Linked DNA regions of Mus musculus: region 2 is linked to region 1. A link is a contact called in ENCODE POLR2A ChIA-PET data. All regions are on one chromosome and are shown on one strand. Each heading gives the region's core, a stretch centred on a gene start or an enhancer-like site at or near the end of the contact. The rest is flanking DNA. Distances are from core to core; before and after follow the strand shown.

Region 1 (6,076 bases), core at 2,812-5,311:
CTATGAAGCCATCCCATCGGCCCCCAAATCCTCTTGTTCAGCAGTGGATAAAGCCAGGTCTATTTGTAATACCAACATCTGGGAGACTGAAGAAAGGGGAACCCTGAATTATCATGAGTTCAAGAGCAACCTAAACTATAGACTGAGACCACTCATCTCAAAAAGTAAACTTTTAAATAGAGACTCAACAAAAGAGGTTAAGGGACAGGGCAGAACGAGGAATGACGAGCCAGGCCTGTGATAGGGCATGCAAGGACCATAAAGAATGAAAATGTAGAGAAAATCCAATGCTGGGGGCCAGAACAGCCCAGATTCTTAAACACCAGAGGAGGAATTTTAATAATGTATAGCTGTGTCGACAGATGCAGATGCTTTGCGTTGTGTTTCATGCTTTCTATAAGTTGTAGGTAGCTGCAGTCCAGATGGAGAAAAATACCAGCAACAGAAACAGAACCGTATTTCCTTGAACCCATTGCTGTTTCTTGGTCGACTGACTTGAAATTTTGGTTACACCAGGAATCAGTCATAGGAGGAAGGGTCATTTCACTTGAGGCCAGACTTGAGCTATACTCCCAACTATGAGTCCATCTTGTGGAGCTGCATAGTTAAGTCCCTCCCTGGCTTTAAACAGAAAGGGGAGTGGGGAGGAATGACCACTATCTAGGGATCAGAGGAGAGCATTTTGGGCAATGGAGCACTGCAGCTCAGTGCGTGCAGTCTTAAAGATTAAAGTACACGAGTTATGGTGGTGCTGAATAGTGTTCTAACAGCCTCTGGGAACTGAGGTCTGTCTAAAGCTGCTTTGTTCAGTTCCAGCTTCCTACAGAATATACCACTGGGAGTGAAAATGGCCTGCCTCCAAACGCCGGCCCTTCTCGCTCCCAGTTCTGGTATCTTGGGCACAGGGCAAAATCTCCATGTCCATATTTCCTGGCTTCTATTTCCTCTTTTCTTAGGTTGGAACACTGCTGTAGGGTAACACAGGGACAGAGAATGTTTCTTTGTTTAGAGGTGGGACTCAGGAAACCCAAGCTAGCTCAAACTTGCTCTGTTGCTCAGGATGGCCTTGACTTCTTGATCCTCCTGCTCTGCTTCTCTCGTGTTGTGATTACAGATGTGCACCACCACACTTAACACCTTCTTTTCTCCTCATGTGGGTGAGCATTGCACTGGGACCAGAGGCAGGCTTTATGGCTCTTGTTGGCAGTGTTACTGGAGGAAGAATGGCTTATCAGATAGTTCCACAAAACAGGACTTTGCCCCTGAGGAATTTTCCATTTGCTCAGCCTGTCTCCCCAAAATTCAGATTTGCCCTGACAGGAATGTTGTTATCTATTTTAGGAGTAAATATATATTGATTTTCTGTCTTTGTTTCCCTTTCTTCTCTGTCTGCCTGCTCTCTCTCTCTCTCTCTCTCTCTCTCTCTCTCTGCAGCTAAAACTTGCAGAGAATTTTTATTGGTTTTTTTTGTTTGTTTCTTTTGGTTTTTCAAAACAGGGTTTCTCTGTGTAGCCCTGGCTGTCCTGGAACTCACTTTGTAGACCAGGCTGACCTCGAACTCAGAAATCCACCTGCCTCTGCCTCCCAAGTGCTGGGATTATAGGCGTGCACCACCACTGCCCGGCGAATTTTTATTGTTAATACATTTATTTGTACAGCAGACAATAGAGTTACAGAATTGCTGTATCATTAGGGTTCAATGATGCTTAGAAGTCAATTTTTGGAACAGTGGTTATCAGTTTATCATTTTTATATAGATATTTTTATTCATTTTAGGAACAGATTTCTTTTTTAAAAAGATTTATTTATTTGATGTGAGTACATTGTTGCTGTCTACAGACACACCAGAAGAGGGCATCGGATCCCATTACAGATGGTGGTGAGTTATCATGTGGTTGCTGAGAATTGAACTCAAGGACCTTTGGAAGAGCAGTCAATGTTCTTAGCTGCTGAGCCATCTCTCCAGCCCAGGAACAGATTTCTTTACACATACATTTCTCCTGTGTCCCTTGTTACATTTTAACCCCAAATTTACTCATATTCATATAATGTATAGTATTTTATTAATAAAAATATTAGTTAGCTGTGTCCACTAGCCTGACTAGTACAGTCTCCTTCTCTATACAGGTCTACTCAAGTGAAAAACACTGAGAGGCTAAAGCAGGAGGTTTGCTGTGACTGAGGCCAGAGTGAGACCCTGTCTGGAACAAAAGAGCCAGGAACAGTGACACATGCAGGCAGGCAGATTTCTGTGAGTTCTAGAACAGCTAGAAAAAAAAATACTTTGATTCCCTCTCTCCCCACCCCCATACAGCAGAGTTGTAGGGAAGCACAGAAGGTTAATTTGTCAGTATAGAATGGTAACAAATATGCTGCTGCTGTTGTTGTTGAGTTTTGGTTTTGGCGACTCGCCTTCATGTAGTTTAGGCTGGGCTTGAATTCATACCTAGCTGAAACTGGCCTTGAACTGAAGTTCCTCTCTCCCTCTCTCCACTTGGAAAGTTCCGGGATTACAGGTTGCAAAGTCCTGGAACTACAGTTGATTTGGGGACAAACTGAGCCATTCTCAAGGGATATCTTTGTCCAAGAGTTAGCCTCTTAAACCCTTTTATCTTAAATTGTTACTTGGCTGGTTAACCCTTTCCTTCCTTCTCCAACAAGAACTCTTAATCGTTTTGTTTTTCAAACTGAAGTATCAGTCAAGACTTCCTGTCTGAAATTCTGCACATGCTGGGGTTTTGGGTTTGCTTGGCCTTTGTAATTGTTATTGTTGTTGTCTTGTTTTAGTTTACTTTTGACACGGGGCCTCACATAGCCCAGGCTAGCCTCAAACTCAAGCTGAGGATAACTTTGAACTTCTTGATCCTTCTGCCTCTACCTCCCCAGTCCTAGGACTTCAAGCATTGCACCACTATACTTGTTTAATCTGCTGCTTGGAGTCAAACGCAGGGACAGTCATTCCAGGCAACCCATCCATCTGCTACTGAGCCAACTTCCAAGCTCTCTCTCTCTCTCTCTCTCTCTCTCTCTGTGTGTGTGTGTGTGAGAGAGAGAGAGAGAGAGAGAGAGAGAGAGAGAGAGAGAGAGAGAGAGAGAGATTGAATGCAGGGACTTGCCCGTGCTAAGCAAACTCTCTACCACTGTGCCAGGGCCTCACTAAATCCCCCAGGGTGGCCTTTGATTTACTCTATAACCTAAGCATACATAAACTTGCCACACTTCCGCTTCAGCCTCCCAGACAGCTGGGATTACAGTCCTATGCCAGAGGGCTCAGCTTTGATTTTGATGTCTTCCACATTCCATATCCAATGACTCTGAGGTTTTGATTGTTCTCCTGTCTTCCAGAACTGCTTGCATTGCCTTCTGATTCTTACTAGTTAACTATATAAGTCTGCCTTAGCCCCAGATTTCTAAGGGACATTTCCTTGGAACCAAATGTGCCAGCAGCTATAAGATGCTTAGTAGAATGACGAATAAATATGAAGCTACGGACTTGACAGTTAAGAAAATCATTGCTTTGAAAATCAATGTTTTGAGCTGACTGCCGTGGGAGAGCAAGGAATGGAAGCTGAATTGATTTATCAGTGATTTATTGCATGGGAAATATCAAGGTCTGGGAGTAAAATATTGACTTCTTCCCTGCTGTGGCTAACATGAAGAGGAATGGTGACATTACTAAAGTAATCACAATTCCTGTGTAATGGTGCTGTGCTTGTTGTAGAACTCTCCGGAGCAGTGGTAGCTTGAAGAGGTTGATCTAAGAAGAAAAGGTGGCGCTGAGGCAAGGTTAGAGAACAGAGGAAGTAAAGATGGATGGGGTTAAACTGAAGCAGAGGTACTGCCAAGCAAGCAGAGGACTAAATAGGAGGTCAGGGTTGTCTGGAAAGGCGGGGGAAGTGGAGGGGAGGGGGAACACAGCGCCACAGACCAACTACAATTCCCAGGAAGCACTGTGCGCCCATGGACGGAAGTGAGGTGAGGCGCGAGCCGCAACCTTTGAGGGAAAGAGGAAGTGCTCGGGCGTCGCAGGGCCGGAGGCGCGGGGATAGGTAGGTAAGGGCGCGGCGCGGGAGCCTGGCGGGCCTGGGCTGCGGGAGCTACGGCGGGCGGGAGCCCGGGGCCCGTGTCGTCACAAGGCGGCGGTAGCCGCCGGCCCGGCGGGCAGCGGGGCAGGCAGAAGGTGGCGGGCGGTCTTGCCTCCCGGTAATCTGTCTTCTCCCGGCGTCTCTTCTGCAGAAGGAGCACCATGTCCGCGGAAGTCCCCGAGGCAGCGTCTGCGGAGGAGCAAAAGGTGAGTGTGCCGGAGGACCCGGGGAACCCTCGAGACCCGCGGGATCCGCGGGACCTGGTGTGGCGGGAACCTTGGCTGGCGGGCCCGCGGGAGCGAGGGCGGCCTGGAGCCCTCCGCCGACGGCTCCTCCCGCAACCGGGGAGGGCCCTGGCGAGTGGAAAGGAACCGATCCGCTCCCGAGCCTCGGTGTAGCACCCAAGTGTACCAGGCAGCTAGGACTCCGGCCCATGTTAGGGACCCAGGTTCTGTAGTGGGCTTTGATTTGCTCAGGACGTTGTCCCTCCGGAAGCGCTCGGGCCACTTGTGAGCTTGCAGGGAACTCTTTAAGGTGGTGTCTCCATTCAGGCAGCGATGCAGGGCTCGGTTATTAGGGTTGTGAGTTGTGTGGCCTCGTGATCTCTTTCCTGAACCCTTTGGGCTTCAGTCTTCTTATCGGTAAAGTCCCGGTAATAGTACCTACGTCCCGCGACGGCTGTGAGGCCCAAACGAAAAACCCAGCACAACTTCTGCTCAAAAAAAAAAAAAAAAAAAAAAGCTAGCTGATGGGCTTTGCATGTGGCACTTGACTAAAAATCGAGAATTGGAGCTTTAGGAAATTTCACTACCTTAGATATTTCTCGAATCATGGGGATATATTTGTCAGCTCATTTGTATGTCTCTGTTGAAGGGAAATGTGCTAGCAGCACACCTACGAGTTTGAGGCCTGTATGCTTATGTAGTGCCTGCCCATTCCGTCGTAATTATTATGATGCTTTGACTTCCAGGGTACATGGAGTCAGTTAGCTAACAAAGGAGAAAAGTCATGAGTTCCCAACAATTTTTCTTTAAAAACAAACAAAAAATCCCAAATTGGGCCTTTAATCCCAGTACTCAGGCAGAAGCTAGAGGAATTTTGTGAGTCCCAGGCCAGCTGGAAGTACATAATGAAATCCTGTCTCAAAATTTATTAATTGATTGATAATTAATACCAAACTGCTTTACTGTATATGGAATTTGGTCTAATGTTTAAACGTAATCCTTATACTAATGTTGCACTGTAGATTAGTGGGTTTTGCTCATTCCATATATTCTAATCATGTCAACTTACCCTTTATTATTTCTTCCATTGTCATAGTTCTCTTCTGATAGTAATTGTAAGTTAACTGGCGAAAAGAAGGAAAACAAGGATAATAAAAACAGTAGGCAGTTATAATGTTGTGTCATATTATACTTTGCAAAACGAAGGATTTATCCTTTCTTCCCTCCCTTCCTCTCTCCCTCCTTCCTCCCTTCCTTCCTTCCTTCCTTCCTTCCTTTCCTTCCTTCCTTCCTTCTGTAGTAGGACCTCTGGGACACTGAGCTCTATTCCTGGGGTTCCCGCTCCCCCCATTTTTGTGAAACAGCATGAGAGGGAGAATTATGTGTGTGCAAGCAAACACTTTCTGACTGACTATGCCCAGCCCCTCTTTTGTCTTTTTGAGACTGGGGCTGGTGTAGCTCGGTTACCTAGAGAGGATAGCCCTGAAACTATTGATCTATAACCATGCTGGCCCTCACCTTCCTGATTTCAGCTTTGAAATGATTTCACTAAGTTGCCCAGGCAACTTGAACTCACTTTGTAGTCCAGCCAGGCTTTGAATTTGGGATCCTCTAGGCGCAGACACCAGGTGACTCAGGTTACAAGCCTGTGCCTGTGCCACGAGGCCCAGCTGAGCAATAGATTTTTTTGAAGCCCCCCCCCCCCCAGCCCAATGCATATAGTTTAAAGGTTACAGGTTTTTTTAGCAATAATCTTAAATATTACCT
Region 2 (5,712 bases), core at 2,781-5,280, 33 kb after region 1:
GTCCACAGAAGGACCCTTGTTCTGAGACCTTACTCTGGGTCCTCCAGTTCCACAACTGAGATGATACATCTCCACTGTTGAAGCACATTTCATACTATTTCTATTACTCAAGCCAGGGAATATATACACTTAACACCTTCTAGCTTTTTTTGTCTCCCTAATAAGAATCTAAACCCATGAGTGTTTACAGAGAGTTTTCACAGGAATCCTCAACATGTAATGTCTTGTATACTGTATCTCTGAACAGTCGCTGATAACAGTAGTATTCATGAATACATATGGATATACATATATATGTATATATTGTATGTATATATGTATATATGTATAGACAGACAGACAGACAGACAGACAGACAGACAGATAGATACTAGTCCTTGACTTGTAATGGTTCAACTTTTTGAATTTACAATGGTATAAAAGTGGCATATATTCAGTAGAACTGTACTCTTTTTTTCTTTCCTAACACATCTTCAGTAGTACTGGACTGGAACCCAGGGCTTCACCCAGGGCTCAGCAAGTGTTATAACACTACCTACCACCCCAGCCCAGAACTTTTGAAAGATCTTTATACTTAGTCATTTTATGGGTGTTTTACTTGCCTGTATGTCTGTGTGCCTGGTACCCATGGAATCCAGAAGAGGGTATCAAATTCCCTAGAATTGGAGTCACAGACAATTGTTAGCCACCAGTTGGGTGCTGGGAATTGAACCCACATGAATTGAACTAGCAGCCAATTGTCTTAACCATTGACTCATCTCTCTAGCCCTGAATTTTTGAAAAAAAATTGTTTTCAACCTACTGATCGTCAGTAATATACTGTTTTGTGTTGCTAGACAGTGGCAGTAAGCTGTAGCTTCCAGTCAGCCATGCTACCATCAAGGTGAATGACAGATACTCTACACTGCACTATACTATGTTGCCAGCATTTTCTTTGGACAAGTGTGCAATAAATTACTTAAGTTATTCACCACTATCACTAGCTGGACTTTGTGTTAGATAACTTTGTACAACAACAGGCTAATTTAATTGTTTTGAGCAGGTTTAGGGTAGATGAGGCTAAGCTACGCCATGGCTATTCAGCATGTTAGGACCATTAAGCACACCTCAAATTAATAGTTTCTAATTCATAATTGGTTTGTCAGGATATGACTCATTTAAGTTAAAAAACAAAAACAAAACAAAAGAAAATCAAAGGGCACCTGAACTTTGGAGGAAAAGCCCCCCCCCCGACAACCCCCCCCCCCCCACTGAAACTTAGTGTTTTCATTTGAAAACAACTTACAAGAAAATGTTTTTTTTTTAAATTGGGTATTTATTTCATTTACATTTCCAATGCTATCCCAAAGGTCCTCCACTGCTCCCCCACGCACTCCCCCACCCACCCACTCCCACTTCTTGGCCCTGGCGTTCCCTTGTACTGAGGCTTATAAAGTTTGCTTGACCAATGGGCCTCTCTTTCCACTGATGGCCTACTAGGCCATCTTCTGATTCATATGCAGCTAGAGACAAGAGCTCTGGGAGGTACTGGTTAGTTCATAATGTTGTTCCACCTATAGGGTTGCAGATCCCTTTAGCTCCTTGGGTATTTTCTCTAGCTCCTCCATTGGGGGCCTTGTGATCCATCCAATAGCTGACTGTGAGCATCCACTTCTGTGTTTGCCAGGCCCCGGCATAGTCTCACAAGAGACAGCCATATCTGGGTCCTTTCAGCAAAATCTTACTAGTGTATGCAATGGTGTCAGTGTTTGGAAGCTGATTATGGGATGGATCCCCGGATATGGCAGTCTCTAGATGGTCCATCCTTTTGTCTCAGCTCCAAACTTTGTCTCTGTAACTCCTTTCATGGGTGTTTTGTTCCCAATTCTAAGAAGGGGCAAAGTGTCCACACTTTGGTCTTCATTCTTCTTGAGTTTCATGCATTTAGCAAATTGTATCTTATATCTTGGATATTCTAAATTTCTGGGCTAATATCCACTTATCAGTGAGTACATATTGTGTTAGTTCTTTTGTGATTGGGTTACCTCACTTAGCATGATGCCCTCTAGGTCCATCCATTTGCCTAGGAATTTCATAAATTCATTCTTTTTAATAGCTGAGTAGTACTCCATTGTGTAAATGTACCACATGTTCTATATCCATTCCTCTGTTGAGAAAATGTTCTTAATTTATAAAGCAACAACTGAAAATTTTATCAATTTACAATAAAATATATAATACCTTATACTGACTTTTGGGGTGTGGACCCTACTCCTGGTTTGCAGATCTTAGTAATAAGAGTGCTTTAGGCTGTAAATACATATGCATTAGGCAGAAGAGTCCACCATCAGAATGGCCCTCTCCTCATTGCCGGTTGGGTGTGTTTTGTTTAAAGTCTGTTCTTTTCCTGAATGAAGCAAGAGGTTAGTGGTCAGAAACCCATTTCCCAAGTGTATGTGGTGGCATGCATCTGCAATTTCAGCACTCCTGGGACTCAAGGGAGAGAGGTAAAATTGTTCTAGGTCAGCTACATAAAGAGACTTTACCACCACCACCACCAAAAGAAAAAAAACCCTTTCTCCTACCCCTCATCTTCTCTTTCTCTTACATCAGGGTGGTTGAAAGTATGTCTTTGAAAATTTTGAAAGAATGATTCCAATTTTATTTTTGTTCATGTAAATAAAAGTCACTTTTATAAGAACTCTCAGAGTTTTGAGTGTTTTGGTTCTTCCTACCCCCCCCCCCTCCGACTCACCAACCCATCATACTCAGTATTCCTCAACTGTCCTGACCGGTAGCTAATATCTAGAGGGTAAGGAAACAGGCACCTTCTACAGGCATGAAGGAAGTGTAAGAGACAGGAGCTCAACTCATTGCTTTGGATGCTCTGCTGGCTCAAAGTACATTTTGTCTCCTTTCACAGGCAGACAAAGAAAGGATGGAATCCAGAAACATCAAAGTGGTGAACAGTCTTCCTTCAAATACCCACCTCATGTTCAGACATAACTAGGGAGTCAGGCTTGTGCTTTGACTGCCATTGTACTGGTCTCAGAACCATGTCTCTAAAATTTCACCATTCACAAGGCAGAGGCAGGAGGATGGCGAGTTTGAAGAAAACCCGGGCTGCTTAGTGAGACCTGTCTCAAAACCCAACAAGCCAAACAATAAAACTGGATTCCCATGATAGGCACTGGCCACAACTTAAGGTTTAAAGAAGGAAGATGGACACATTTTAAAAGGCTAAAAATTTTAAAGAGTATTCCAAGTGAGCACGAAAGTGTGGCTGGAGAGAACATGTTGGGATGAAAAAGACCACATTCCTGTGTCCGTGTAAGGGCACGGAATAGACTGCGTCAAGACTGCAAACACTTGAGTTTCTCTCAGTAGGTTGCCGTTTTCAGGTGACTCCAGGATCAGCATCAGGTAGTGCTGTCACGATCAGCAGAACAAAGGTCTCATTCTGAATGGTGGCGAACCTATGTAAACGCCCAAGTCTAAGATGGGCCATTTCCCAGTGCCATCTTGTTTTCAGGTTCATTGGAGTTTCTGTGTGTTAGAGGCCACCCTATGTCCTTGCATCACCAAGGGTGCAAACCCAAATGCAGAGTGACCTTGAGCATCCTTCAAATTCCGGGTGGTGCAGCTTCCCGCCCTGCCGTGAGCAAGTCTCTTCTGGAGTTGCAGGTTCTCAGAAAGGCCTTTCCCGAACCCTCCCCTACCTCAAGTCCTCTCCCTACAAACAGCAGGGCCAGGAGGAGCAGCCTTGAGGCTGCCGGGTCTACGCGGGCACTCTAACCGTCGCTACCTCGAGCGGGACGCGCTCCCTCACTGCCCCACCTTCGCGCACACTGTGGGGGGCCACTCCGCCAAAGCAGGTTTGGGATGCCAGCCGCATGGGCCGAGGATGCTCGGTGCCCGCCGCCGATGGGAGGCAGCGTGAGCCCGAAAGAGCCGGGAGGGATCGCGGTGGCAGCGCTCGAGCGCAGCCTCCTCCCGCTCCCACAATGCACAGGGCGGCGGCGGCGGCGGCGGCGGCATCGCGCGCCGCGGAGGAGACAGAGGAGGCTACAGAGACCAGGCCTCTAAGGAGGCGAAGCGGCTGAGGAAACTGAGGGAGCGAGGGGGCGCTGAGGACGCGAGGCGACTGAAGAGACCGCAAGGGCTGTGTGTGTGGACCAGGCGGCTTGGGGAGACTGAGGCGGCGACGGCCGCGGAGGCTGGTACCCGAGTCCCCCGAGCACGCGCCTCGGGCTCACGCGGCCGCCGAGCCCTGGAGGTGATGACTGTCAGGCTCCCGCCCGCCGCTAGCGCCTGACGCGCCCCGCCCCGGCCCGCCCGGGCCCGCCCGCCAGCTTGGCCCGCCCTGCCCGGCCCGGCCCTTCCCCTGCTCCCCGCCCGCCACCGTTTCACCCGCGCGGGCGGCCGCCACGCGAGCTGCGGCCTCCGCCTAGGCGGGGGGCGTCGGCGCTGGGCCCGCCATGGCCGCGTCCGAGCTCTACACCAAGGTAACGCGCGCCGCAGAGCCTTGTCCTGGGGAGGGGTCGCGCGGCCGGGACCGTGGCTGTAGGACCGGCAGGTTCCACCGGACTGCACCCCACTGCCCGGCTGTACCTCCTTGCCCGGCTGTACCTCCCTGCTCTGCCTCCCGAGCCCATTTCGGATGGGATGCTCTTGGGCAGATGCTCGGGCCGCTCTCCCGGGACTCGTGCTTAAAATAACGTCCTGTGCCGGTATGCGCCAGGCAGCAGCCTCTCGGGGAGATTATTTCGGATTCTGCAGTTATGGCCAGTCCGCTTTCACCTTTAGCTGCCGGGTTCTTGCCATTTGCCCTGGGGTGCGGAGCCTGTGGGAAGATGCAGCCCGGAGATGGCGAGCTTATTCTTAGGCTTCTTGGTGCCTGGGAGTTTGCAACCTGCGCGTTATCCCCGAGAGCCTCGTTAGCTCTGTGTCCTCACCCTCCTTTCCGGCGAGCCTTTCCCTTTTGGTCTTCATTTAGGGGAAGTGGCAGCCTTTTCAATCTTAAACCGACGCCCATATTCTCAGGGTCTGGTAATCTCTGAATGGCGTATTTTGGAGAGACTGTTTAGAAAATCTGTGTTGGGCAGTGTGTGGTGTATGCATTCATGGTATCTTATGTTACGGTTTCAATGGATGTTTTGCCAGCTAATGATTATTAAAATTACCTCTAATTCCACTCAACAGAATTGCCTTAACTTTTCAAGTTCATGTTTTTACATTTTTACCAGAATCTCTTTCTTCCCGTCTCTCTCTGTCTCTGCCTTTGTCTCCCTCTCAGGCACGGAGATTGAATGTAAGGGCCTCATGCATACTAGGTAAACCCTTTACAACTGAGCTATATATAGATAGCCCCAGCTTTCTGGACTCTTCTTTTAGCAGTTTGGAATCATCTCTTGCACACGTGACATCAATAAGCCCAGAGCCCAAATTGCAGCCTTGAGGAAAGAAATCTGTACCTTTCCACCCAACTGTGTGACATTTGGCAAACTACATAACCTCTCTGGTTCAGGTTTCTTACTTGTAAATAGAGTGAATTTTATTTGTCCTTTTGTCCTTCCTTACAAGCTGTTGTGAGGATCACATTTAATACTAGTTGTGAAAGCTTTCTGTGACTCTTTTTTTTTTTAAACAAATATGAGGTATATGATTACTTTCTTCCAGCCATGAAATGAAGAGCTTGCATGAACCTGGGACTTTCTTTCTAGCCCTAGATTT

The links. ChIA-PET counts read pairs that join two places held with the same protein, here RNA polymerase II (POLR2A).
Region 2: POLR2A ChIA-PET joins it to region 1 with 25 read pairs in embryonic stem cell. The contact joins the promoter of Myo5a here to the promoter of Arpp19 in region 1. POLR2A ChIA-PET finds 5 or more read pairs at or near these places in 4 of 5 experiments (Patski and embryonic stem cell).

What each region holds. Positions count from the first base shown.
Region 1 is chr9:75,033,671-75,039,746 of GRCm38, forward strand. It overlaps Arpp19 (cAMP-regulated phosphoprotein 19), which reads left to right and starts at 4,062. Exons shown (of 3, transcript NM_021548.4): 1 at 4,062-4,291. The coding sequence starts at 4,247. It overlaps Gm51714 (a long non-coding RNA gene), which reads right to left. Exons shown (of 2, transcript XR_003948357.1): 1 at 4,897-6,076; 2 at 3,574-4,797.
Region 2 is chr9:75,067,176-75,072,887 of GRCm38, forward strand. Myo5a (myosin VA) reads left to right here and starts at 4,031. Exons shown (of 41, transcript NM_010864.2): 1 at 4,031-4,484. The coding sequence starts at 4,458.